2 separate regions of the Homo sapiens genome follow, and region 1 is linked to region 2. The links are chromatin contacts, found by Hi-C or POLR2A ChIA-PET in ENCODE. All regions are on one chromosome and are shown on one strand. Each heading gives the region's core, a stretch centred on a gene start or an enhancer-like site at or near the end of the contact. The rest is flanking DNA. Distances are from core to core; before and after follow the strand shown.

Region 1 (5,581 bases), core at 3,081-5,580, 530 kb before region 2:
GTGAATTCAGGCAGCAACGTCCCTGAGAACAGAATGTGTGCCACTGCTCCCAGTCCGAGCAGACTGCCTTGCTAACGGGGGCTTCAACTCCCTTGAATGATGCTGGCATTTCTTTGTTGGACCCTCAGTCTCTTTCATCGAGAGAGGGGGGAGGCAGAGTAGGAGGACGTTTAGAAGCTATTTCCCAGACTCCAGTAGCTGCAGAAATCAGAATTTACAAAGCCAGGGAGCAGTTTCTTCTGCTTGCTGATAGCTCCTGCCCTGTGTCTTTTGTTGGCATTCCTCTTTAGGGTAGATGGGTGTTTCTTGGTCTGGGAACTAAGCGCCTTCAGACAAAAGTGGTACCTTTGGCCCCATCAATTGCATTTGTAGATGGAGGGCCTCGGTTAAAGACGTGTTTTCAGGATATGGTGTTCTGCAGTGAGAGAGCAAAAGTTTTTCCTGAGGTTGAAAAATGATGACCAGCTGGAGCTGGGAGGCCTCCAAACCTCCTTGGCCCTATGGTCCCCAAGTTCTCTTTCCCACGGAGCCTGTGCATGTGAGCCTCCACTTAAAAAGAGCCTCCACTTACCAGCCCAAATGCCCATCAACCAACAAGTGAATAAAGAAATTGTGGTATATATATATTATGTATATATAATATCCCAGCTCCAGCGGGTCATCATTTTCCAACCTCAGGAAAAACTTTTGCTCTCTCACTGCAGAGCACCATATCCTGAAAACACATCTTTAACTGAGGCCCTTCATCTACAAATGCAATTGATGGGGCCAAAGGTACCACTTTTGTCTGAAGGCACTTAGTTCCCAGACCAAGAAACACCCACCTACCCTAAAGAGGAATGTGACCAAAAGACACAGGGCAGGAGCTACCAGCGAGCAGAAGAAACTGCTCTCTGGCTTTGTAAATTATATATATATAACAGAATACTACTCAGTTATAAAAAGGAATAAAATAATGGCATTTGAAGTTACCTGGATGGATTTGGAGACTATTATTCTAAGTGAAGTAACTCAGGAATGGAAAACCAAACATTGTATGTTCACACTCACAAGTGGGAGCTAAGCTATGAGGATGCAAAGGCATAAGAATGACACAACGGACTTTGGGGACTTGGGGGAAAGGGTCGGGGGAGTGAGGGAGTACAGTATACACTGCTTGGGTGATGGGCACACCAAAATCTCCGAAATCACTGCTATAGAACTTATTCATGTAACCAAACATCACCTGTTCCCCTAAAACCTATAGAAATTTAAAAACAAATAGGAAAGGAAAAAAAGAGCCTCCATTTAAAATGTGTTCTTATTCTGAAATAATTACTTCTCCATTTTTAATTCCTCAGCTGCATGGCTGAAGATCATTATATTATAACTGGTGTTAGAGAGTTGATATGATTCCATCCAAAAACAACAAAAAAGTCACATTTAAAATGTTGAAACTGGGCTGTCTTTATTTGTATAACGAGACTTCCTTCTTGATCTTGCTTCTTTCCTTCCTTCCCTCCTCACTCCCTTCCTTCCCTCCCCACTCCCTTCCTTCCTTCATCTCTTTCTCTCTCTCTCTCTCTGTTTATTTTTGTGAGACAAGGCCTTGCTCTGTCGTCCAGGGTAGAGTGCAGTGGCATGATCATAACTCATTGCAACCCCGAACTCCTGGGTGCAAAGCAATCCTCCCACCTTGGCCTCCTGAGTAGCTGGGACTACTGGTAAGCCAACATGCCTAGCTAATTTTTTTTTCTTTTTTGTAGAGATGGGATCGCCCTATGTTGTCCAGACTGGTCTTGAATTCCTGACCTAAAGCCTTCCTCCCACCTTGGCCTCCCAAAATGCCAGAATTACAGGTGTGAGGCACCACACCCAGCCTGCATTACTTTCTTGACGGGCCTTCTAGAGGTCCAAATCTCCAGGGTGAAAATCACTGACTGTCTCATACAAATGAGAGAAAGGTGGCTCAGAGGGGCAGAGTGACTTTCTCTGAGCTGCACAGCAAGCTGGAGGCACTGATTATAGCATGCCTTGGCCTAAGCTTGTGCTGTCCCTGTCCTGGATGTCGTCACCCCAGGGGTCTGTGTGGCCCCTACCTGCCTACATTCAGATCTTGCCGCACATTTCATCTCCTCAAAGAGGACTTCATGGACCATCTGCTATAGAATATGAGCTCCACAGGGCAGGTGATTTTGTGTAGTATGTTCGTTGCTGCATCTCCAGCACCTAAAGAGTAGGTGACAGCAGTGTAGGTCCTTAAAAAATGTGTGCTGAATGAACGAACGATCCTATACAGAAGACAGGAAGGTATTATTACCTCCATTTTATACACCAGAAAGGGGAGACACAAAGAGGTTAGGGAACTTTTCCCAGACCACTAACTTGTGATGTGCCAGGGCCCCTTGGTGGATACACAGGTGCATAAAGGTGCACACACCTACACAAGAAAAAGAACCCTGCAAAGCTGTCGGCTTAGCTGGAGTAAGTGAGAATGGAGGGATAAAAGACAAGGTGGAGACGCTGACAAGACCACATAATTTGGCCTTTTAAAAAATAAACCAAGGAGGCTGACTACTGCAAGGGTTTACACGGGAAAATGAACGTTAATATTCATCGCTTTTGTAATTGAAAGAGACAAACTTGGAAATTATTGGCATCGTGTTTTGAAACTAACAGGAAACTTAAGGAGCAATTTTGCTGCATCTCCTCATTGAACAGGGCCTAACACTAACATGCTTAGCAATGAAGTGACTTGTCTCCGTTAGCCTGGCACGGCCATGTTCTTTGACCCCCAGCACAGTGCTAGTTCTTTTAAATGATGCATTCAGGGTTCTCAAGTTTTTAACCCAATACCAGCAATCCTTTATTCTATGACAGATGCATAAAATTCTTTTTAAAACTCTTACTGAGGTCAGCTATACTGATTTCTATTCTGATATGATCTGCATTCGTTTTCTATGCTTGTATAACAAATTGGCACAAACTCAGTGGCTTAAAGCAACATAAATTTATTTATGTCTTTATTTTACTACATGAGAATATACAGCAACGGCACAAATGTATTATCTCACAGTTTCTGTAAGTCAGGAGTCTCCAGACAGGTTAACTGGGTCCTCTGTCCAGGGGGTCACCAGACTGAACTCAAGGTGTCACTGTAGGGGCTGTGGTTCTTTTGTAAGCCTCTGGGTCCTCAAAGCTCATGTAGTTGTTGGCAGAATCCAGTACCACGAGGCTGCAGCACTGAAGTCCCTGTTTTCTTGCTGGCTGTCAACTGGGGGTCACTCTCAACTCCTAGAGCGTTCCTGAAGTCCCAGCCAAATGGCCCTTTTAGGACATGGTAGCTCACTGCACAGCTGTTTGGTTGGTCTTCAAGGCCAACTGGCTGGTCTTGGAGTCTTATATGACAAAACATAATCACAGGAATGACTAACCTTTGTTGTATAACAAAGCCTAGCCTAAGGAGTGTCTGTTCCTCAATTCCGAGGTGAAATGCAGGGGGATTGCACACGATATGTGCGCCTGGGGGCAGACATCTCCTGGGCCACCTTAGAATTCTGCCTCCCACACCATTCATTTTCATTGGAATTCCAGCATCTCACTGGAATTCTTTTTAGTTCACTTCTTACATGATTTCTGAGAAAAACTTCACACAAATTTTGTTGTGCACACAAGTTGACCTTTAAATATTTCACCACTACTTCATATTTCATTCGGACATTATACAGATTCCTCTTTGAACCTGGCTTTACTGAGTATATTTACTCTCCACCAGAAATGGTATGCTTGGAATGTGATTTCATTTTATATCATCCACATCCCTAACTGCCAAAACACTGGCAGAGTTCACTCTTGAGGTTGCCCAAAGCTCTTATTTCCCAAAACCATCTTCCACCACATGTGCTAGTGACACGGTGCCTGCAACTTCGAGACTCTTCCTCCTTGCTTTTCAGCCCTGTCCTCCCTGGGCTGACCGTCTGCCTCCTTCAATAGTGGATGCCCCGAAAGGGAAGGAAGATGGGTTTAGAATCAAAGAGCTTCCAGAAACCCCGCTTTCCACTTTGATATTTTGAAAAGAATACAAAGTTCGTTTGGTTCTGGAGCTCTCGATTAATGAAAAATCACCAGGAGGCACAACTGTGGGACTAAATCAACAAATCCCAAATCTAGGAAGCAGATGCTTCGAGGACCTATTTATTTATTCAGCATGTACCTGCGTGGCATTTGTGACTCAGCTCCATAAATGCTCTTACAAGAAGGAAAATCCTCCTCTGAGGGTTTTTTGTACAAAAGAAGGGAAGAAGAGGCTCCTTTCCTGTTCCTGGTTTCTTAGCTTTCCTTTGATGCTTAATACCTGGCTCTGAATCTCACAGTTTTCTCTCTGCTCAAGTTACTGTCATCTGACCTCTAGCGGGTCACCCACTTGTTACAGCAAATCTCCCAGACAATAACTCAGGTTATAAATTACCACAATCTGCTAATGTTTGCATTTACTATTGTGTTTGTCTCTAAGAGGAAACAGTATTGCTCTATTTTAAAAAATGGCTTTGCACTAAGAGGTTGTTCTACCGTGTTCATCTCCAGTTGAATTATTTTTATCAGAGTAATAAATGATTTTAGAAAGCTTAAGGGATTGTGAGTAATTGTTATCAATCTAGAAGAGTATGGTTTCTGCTTTCATAGATCTAGATTTATAATAAAATAAAACTCTGACTCTAAGAATGTTTGGGGAGTTGATTCTTTGGTTAATTTAATTTATGGTTACATAAAAGCCAATCTAAATGTTTGTTTCAGTTACTGTTGTTGAAAGTCCGTCTAAAATGTGATGGTTGAAAAAAATATATAGAGATGCCTTTATTGAAAAAAAAATCTGGCTAATTCTATTTCTCTAATAAGTGTATGGAACTGAGTATAAGGTGCTTTAAAGACTTTTGTGGTAGACAGAGAATACATTTGGGGATATCTGTTCCGCTCAAAATGACCTCCCTAAGCTGTTGCTCTCTGGAGAGCTCTGACCATGTGTGTGTAAAATAATCCTGTCTTCTGGCCACAGTGGAGATGGCACCTGGCCCCAAGAGAGCCAGTCAGAACCTTTTATCTGGGAATTTGAGACTAGGACTAATAATAAAAGGGCAGTTTCTTCCAGTGGCTGAAATGATAACATGTGAACTTCAGAGCTCGGGACAGCCATTTTCTCGACAGCAGTTGGACTAAGGGATAGAGATGGCTGTCCTGTCAAGGAACTGGATTGAAATCAAATAGAAAGCCAGCATGTTCTCCCTAGGTGCCCACTGGCCTCCCGTGCCCGGCACTGGCCTTTCCTGAGGTCCAGTTGCATTTCTGCCATTAGCTTCAATGGTTCCTCTCTGTGATCTTATAGGAAACTCCCCATTTCTGCTTAAGCTGGCTGGTGTTACTTGCATCCCAAAGAAATTCACGCTTGTAGTTCCTGAAGCCATCATGCCGACCACTGGTCCTCTGGTCTGGCTCTGGTGTGGTCCTCCTTCCCTGTCCTCTGTGGTGTCCTTGTACAGCCCATCTCCCATCATCCAGGCATGAAACTTGGATGCTACTTTCCATGTCTCCCTCTGCCCTGCAGCCA
Region 2 (5,846 bases), core at 2,156-4,655:
AGTTCTCCATTGGTTGTCCCTTGAGTTATGTTCAGAATTTATAGTTGTGCTTAGCAAGGATGAAAGAAAGGAATTATGTTATGCCATCTTGTTTGGACAGAAGTTCTCAACATGTCTTTTTTTCTCAACTCAGAAAAATAGAGAATATCATCTTAATTGCCTAAGGCAAGTCCATAATTTTCCTATGACTGCAACTTGGTCTCCCACATAAGAGGGGAGGAGGAAAGACCTCTGAAACACTTTTAGTGCAATAAACCTTAGCACAGAAGATTTGTAGAGGAGAGGATAAAGTTTGAACTTGCCAGACCTCCAGAAGAGAGAGAGGTATTGAATGCTGGCTCTGAAAATATTACGAAAACACGTTGCTGATAAGATGGAGCTAAGTTTATTCCTATCAGAGTCAGAGAAAGCACCTGCTAGCAGAGCCTCCTAGCATTTCAGAGTGGTGAGGGCAAAGTAGAATGTTTATGAGAGTGTGGAATATTATTGGCATGTGGTTTAAGGAGCGTCTCTTGCCATGCAGGGGAAATAATTTTGGTTCTCAGTGGGAAAGGGACCGTATATGGAGTTTGGGAACCTCTGGGTTCCTAACCCATCCAGATTCTTTATCTCAGAACAAGCTTGGGGTCTGGGAGGAAGCTGTGCATGTGACCCTAGACAGACTCTGAACAGACATCATTTCTGTGCCCCCACCCAGGGAATGGCCAGAAAGTTTAGAAGGCCCAACTGGCACCGCTTTCTGGGAGAGGATCTTTCCCAGGTCAGTCGTTCATCCACCCTCAGTGCATCCCCTCATGGTTGGTGCGGGAAATGGGGGTATATAAGCTGGGGCTTGGGAGACTCCAGCATCCTGCTGTGAGGAGGCACTAGGCCTGCCAGCACCCCCTCAGCTCATAGCGGAGGAGAGCGGGCACCCCTGGCAACCATGCAACCATCCCCAGCAGCCACGTGGGGCATGTGTCTTTGATGGGAGTATATCACTGAGTATAAACTATATTCCCATTGTTATAATAAGTTCCTGTCATTTGTGGAGCCTGCCAAGCTGTGTTTCCACTTCCTCCAACCCTCGTCTTCAGCTCCACCTTTCTCTCTACCCCTACTCAACTTCCTCAAATCAGTTCCTCTTTAGGGCATGCAGACTAAAACTCAGGTTTACATTTGAGATAACTTTGGGTATGTATAGGGGAGGTTGACAGAGTGCAAAATTAAACACAAGATAACTGGAAAATATTCATACTGAGAAATTCAAAGCTCTTTCAAACTCATCTCCTTGATCCTCACTTTGAAGAAGGAAAGGAAGAGGTGAAGCGACTTTCCTAAAGGCACGGATGAGAGGGACAAAGTTGCTTTTTTCATGGGAGAATTCACTTTCCTTTATACCACTCTGTACACACCACTCCCCCATCCAACAATTACACAGACAGAGAAGAGGAACAAGAAGAGGCCCCAGTGAATGAAAAATAGTTCACTGATGTGTCATGACAAGGAAGGTGCAAAGCTCTAGCCTGGGCTCCTTACACATGTTGCATTCCATGTCATTTACATACACCCTGTGTTATGCTGCCTCTCTGCAGAATTAGAAGCCGTCAACATAGCTACGAACCCAGCAGATTATATTGGTGGCGGCTTTGCATACATTGCTGATGGGGGAGGAGTTCTAGGAAAGCATAAAGCATAGAGGCCTTTGCATAGCTTTTATTTGTAAGGCAAACATTCCTGCAGTACTTGCTATGAAGGCTCTAAATGGACAACATATTAAAGATCATGCATACGTGCTTACAGCAACAGGTTTCTGAGTGTTGGTGAAAATTTTACTATCTCAAGGCTCTTAAAGCTGCATCTCATCAGCCTACCCCTAACCCAGTGCTTGAATATACATCTCTGCCAAGTGGCCATTCAGTCTGTTCTTAAACACCTTCAGTTATAGTCAAATCATTTTCTCCCTAAAGATCTCATGCCTTTCCAGGATGGCCTTTTATTGGAAAGTGCTTCCTTCTCTAGAAGCAAAGCATGACTCCCTGTGTTGTTCCAGGGACAGGCTCACTGCAGCGCTCCTGGAAACTCTAACACAAGTCAAATCCCTTTCCCCTATGGCAGCCCTTCAAATAAATTTTCAAGACTATCATTCTGCAACAGTTTCCCATATAGCACAGACTTGATTTATCCATTCTTCAGAATGTCTTCCTCTGAATGCTCTTTGTCATGTCTGGACGTCTTACAGAGAGTACCGTCCATGGGAGGCAGAACACTACCTGTCCAGGGTAGCCTAGAGCAGGCACCCTCACTCTAGCCATGGGACTCACCTGCTTCTATGAGGTTCCTGTGGTTTTTTCTGGGTTCTCTGTTGGTAAGGACCTTCTTCCTTTCTAGACCCCCTTATCTTCTCCTCTCAAAGCCCTTATTAAAATGCTCTGTACTTGTTTGATTTGCTGTCTCTTTCCTTAGATTGTGAGCCCTTTGAGGAAAAGAACATCAATCTAGCCTATTGGAATGACTCCTCTTGGTTTCAGAGGGAAATGGTGTAAAAGTTTGCATTCAGTCAACGTGTATGTGTAGGCAGTTGCTTGGCAGAATGGTTATTTGAACTATTCGCCAGTGGCTCGAGATTTTATCTCTGGTAAATGAGGGACTTCATCATCAACTGCATGGAATTTTCTCTGGAACAATGAGCTTTCCACCCAAGCGGTCCTGGGCAAATCCCATCACCCTCTCCTTTTTCGTAAGCTTCTGAATTGCTCATTAAAGGGCACTGTCTGGGTTTTAATAGTATTTGGCCCATCACTAGCGCTAACACTAGATATCCATTGGTTTTGTCTGCCCGACATCGCTTCTCCTTTCTTTTGGTAGAGGAAAGTGTCTTCCCGTGGGGAACCCATTTCCTGTGGTTTGGGTGGGCTGGCTGTCATCCCATCCTGTTACAATGGTGGGACAAACCCCAGGCCTGACAATCAGAGCACCCCATTGCTCTGGCTGGAGTGATTGGCTTAGGGACAGGCATCCCACTCATGCTTGACTAGTGACATTCTTCCCCAAGACCTTCCCAGCAGATCTGTAGAGATAAGTGCTTTCTTTCTGCCTCTCAGGGTCAGACCTCTAAACTAATAGGACATGAGTCTGGGGCCTCCGGAAGCCACATGAAGACACTGGCAGAGAAATGGAGAGAGAAACAGAAATGTTATGATTTATTTTTAGGCCATGACCAGACTTTTTGATCACATAAACCGATAAATTGTCTTTTTGTGTCTCAGCTGATTTAAGTTAGTTCCTGTGACCAGAAACTGAGAAAGTTTCTCAATAGTGCAGCAAATGGAACCGTGGAACCACTGAAGAGGAGCAGCAGAAACTTCACAGCTCTTGGGTGGCAGCAGACTCAGATTTACTGAAGCAAGAAAGGGAAGACAGCAGCAGGAGGCTTGACAGCTAGCTAAATAGTTAGCCATGGAAAGAGCAGAAGAAGGAAGCTCAAGAAATCTCAGCAACAAACACTCATGGACTTTTTTCTAAAAATGGAAATTTAAAACTTTCTCGACCATGACCCACAAGAAATACATTTTACACGTTGCATCCAGGACATAGCAATATGCCTGTGAGCCACTTTGTGGTTGAAGGTTTCCATGTTGAGCTAGTTTCAGGAACATTGCCTCCTGTGTTCTCCTTTTGGAGATTCACCCATGGATTTACTGTATCAAAGTCTCTGAGAAATCTTATTCTAGCAATCCTGTTTCATGCACTATTTCTTAAATGTATTTGGTAGCAGTTAACTTGTTATTGCAAAAACAAAAATTATTGACTCCCTATTTTGTGCTAAATACTGGGCTCTGCACTGGTGAAACAGAAGAAAGCCATACACAGCCTGCCCTCACAACGCCTCCAGTCTCAGAGAATACTTAGTAATCCCTCATGATCTACACCTTGGAAAACACTGATTTAGTTTACTCCAATCCCCACTCCTGCATGCAGAATCTGGCCACTCTAGGCTTCGGTCTAGTTCAGCATATACTGCCTCTAGGCACAGATGACTGTGGACAGTTGAACAGGGTATGGGGGGAAGCATCATTGACACGATTGTCTATGTAAATGGCTCCTTTAGGGTTGTGCAGTGCCCAACACGCGCCATTGTCCTCAGTGTCTCTGCTTAGGGCTGATTTCTGGGTTATGCATTACTACTCAAGGCACAGACCCCACGTAACCCCACCTTGGTGGCAAGGTTTCCATCCTGAGTCACTCTTTCTTGTTCCAACTTTTTCCTTTGAATATGTTCAGACCTACAGAGAAGTTTAAAAATAATATAATGGGCTGAGGTAGGCGGATCATGAGGTCAGGAGATCGAGACCAGCCTGGCTAACATGGTGAAACCTCACCTCTACTAAAAATACAAAAAATTAGCCAGGCGTGGTGGCCCGTGCCTGTAGTCCTAGCTACTCAGGAGGCTGAAGCAGGAGAATCGCTTGAACCCGGGAGGCGGAGGTTGCAGTGAGCTGAGATCGCACCACTGCACTCCAGCCGGGGTGACAGAGTGAGACTCTGTTCAAAATAATAATAAGAAGAATAATAAAATGAACATTGCATCTTAGATTCACCAATTGTTAACATTTTGCCACATATGCATTTGACATTTGTGTGCATACACACATATGTGTGCACAGAGACAAAATATATTTATTGATGAATCATTTGAAAGTAAGTTGCAGACATTGTGATCTTTATCCCTAAGTATGCACCAGTCTCCAGTGAATAAGCGCCATCCACATGACCCCAGTACAATGATCCCACGTAAGGAGACTAACAAGAATCCCATGAAATCATCTGAAAGCCACTCCATGTTCAAGTCCCCATTGTCCCAAAAATATTTTACAGTGTTTTTTTAAATCAAGCATTGTATTTGGCTGCTATTCATCTCTATTTTAGAAAATCAAGAATAGCCACCTCATCTTTTGCTTTTCATACTGTTGACCTATTTAGAGGGTCCAGACCAGCTGTCATGAAGACGGCCTTCCTCTAGATTTGTCTGATTGTTTTCTCTTGATCAGATTCAAATACCCTGGCTGGCAACACTCCATTGGTGACACTGCTGTCTTCACAGGGCCCCACCCAGAGGCATGTATGCTGGGTGGCTGCATTCCATCACTCGACGAAGGAGCTGCTACAGAGCGTCTCCATCGGAAGCACATCCTCCCTCTGAAATCAGTGGGTAATGGTGGGATGATACCGTAAGAATGAGGACATTCCCTGTCAAGAGGCTGAATCCCTCATTCTCCTCCTTATATGGGTTTCTCAGGCCTCATTCTTGAACTTTCCCACATTGTCCTCACTTTTCCCTGTCCCAATAAGGGCATCTTATGTCTGGGTGTCATTTTCATCAGAATGCAAAGGTAAACAAGTGAGAAGCGTCTTTGTGTGGCTGGAGCTTAAAGGCTGCAGGTGGACCCCGATATTTGGTGGCCAAGATCACACACTGTGCTGAGGGTCCCGTGGAACCCTCGCCCCAGGATGCACACAGAGAGGCATGTAGCACACACTTGGGAAGCTGAAGAAGGGTTTTTGGAGGAAGTGGTGTCGAAGCTGACATTAGAAGGATGAGCAGCGATCCGGGGGCAATAGGAGAGAGAATGGGGTGGTCAGCATCACATGGGTGGCCCAGATGTGAAGAGAGCACACCCAACCCAAGGGCACAGGAAATCCAGTGTTGCTGGACATCAGGGGAGGAGAGGTGAAGGCCACTGCAAGGATTGGCAGGGGGTTGATAGCAGGGCTGATAGCAAGCGGTCTCATGAGCCACCAGCTGGAGTTTAAATTTGCTCACAAGATCCATGGGAGGAGCATTAAGTTTTATTAAACAGGACTGG

Evidence for each region. A loop is a pair of places that touch in the nucleus more often than their neighbours do. ChIA-PET counts read pairs that join two places held with the same protein, here RNA polymerase II (POLR2A). Pooled maps may share reads with other maps.
Region 1: a map of endothelial cell of hepatic sinusoid shows a loop between it and region 2 (3-fold over the local background). The contact joins two enhancer-like sites. A Hi-C loop is called at or near these places in 3 of 168 maps with a recorded cell type or tissue (endothelial cell of hepatic sinusoid, heart right ventricle and mammary epithelial cell) and 2 of 50 pooled maps. POLR2A ChIA-PET finds 5 or more read pairs at or near these places in 2 of 52 experiments (activated T-cell and activated naive CD4-positive, alpha-beta T cell).

What each region holds. Positions count from the first base shown.
Region 1 is chr2:235,097,165-235,102,745 of GRCh38, reverse strand. No RefSeq gene overlaps it. Among named protein-coding and RNA genes, the nearest start is that of SH3BP4, 150 kb to the right of the region's middle. Within about 2 kb of position 4,330, at least 2 of the 41 ENCODE cell types and tissues checked have a DNase peak (open chromatin) inside an H3K27ac peak, as active enhancers do.
Region 2 is chr2:234,567,455-234,573,300 of GRCh38, reverse strand. No RefSeq gene overlaps it. Among named protein-coding and RNA genes, the nearest start is that of ARL4C, 73 kb to the right of the region's middle. Within about 2 kb of position 3,405, at least 2 of the 41 ENCODE cell types and tissues checked have a DNase peak (open chromatin) inside an H3K27ac peak, as active enhancers do.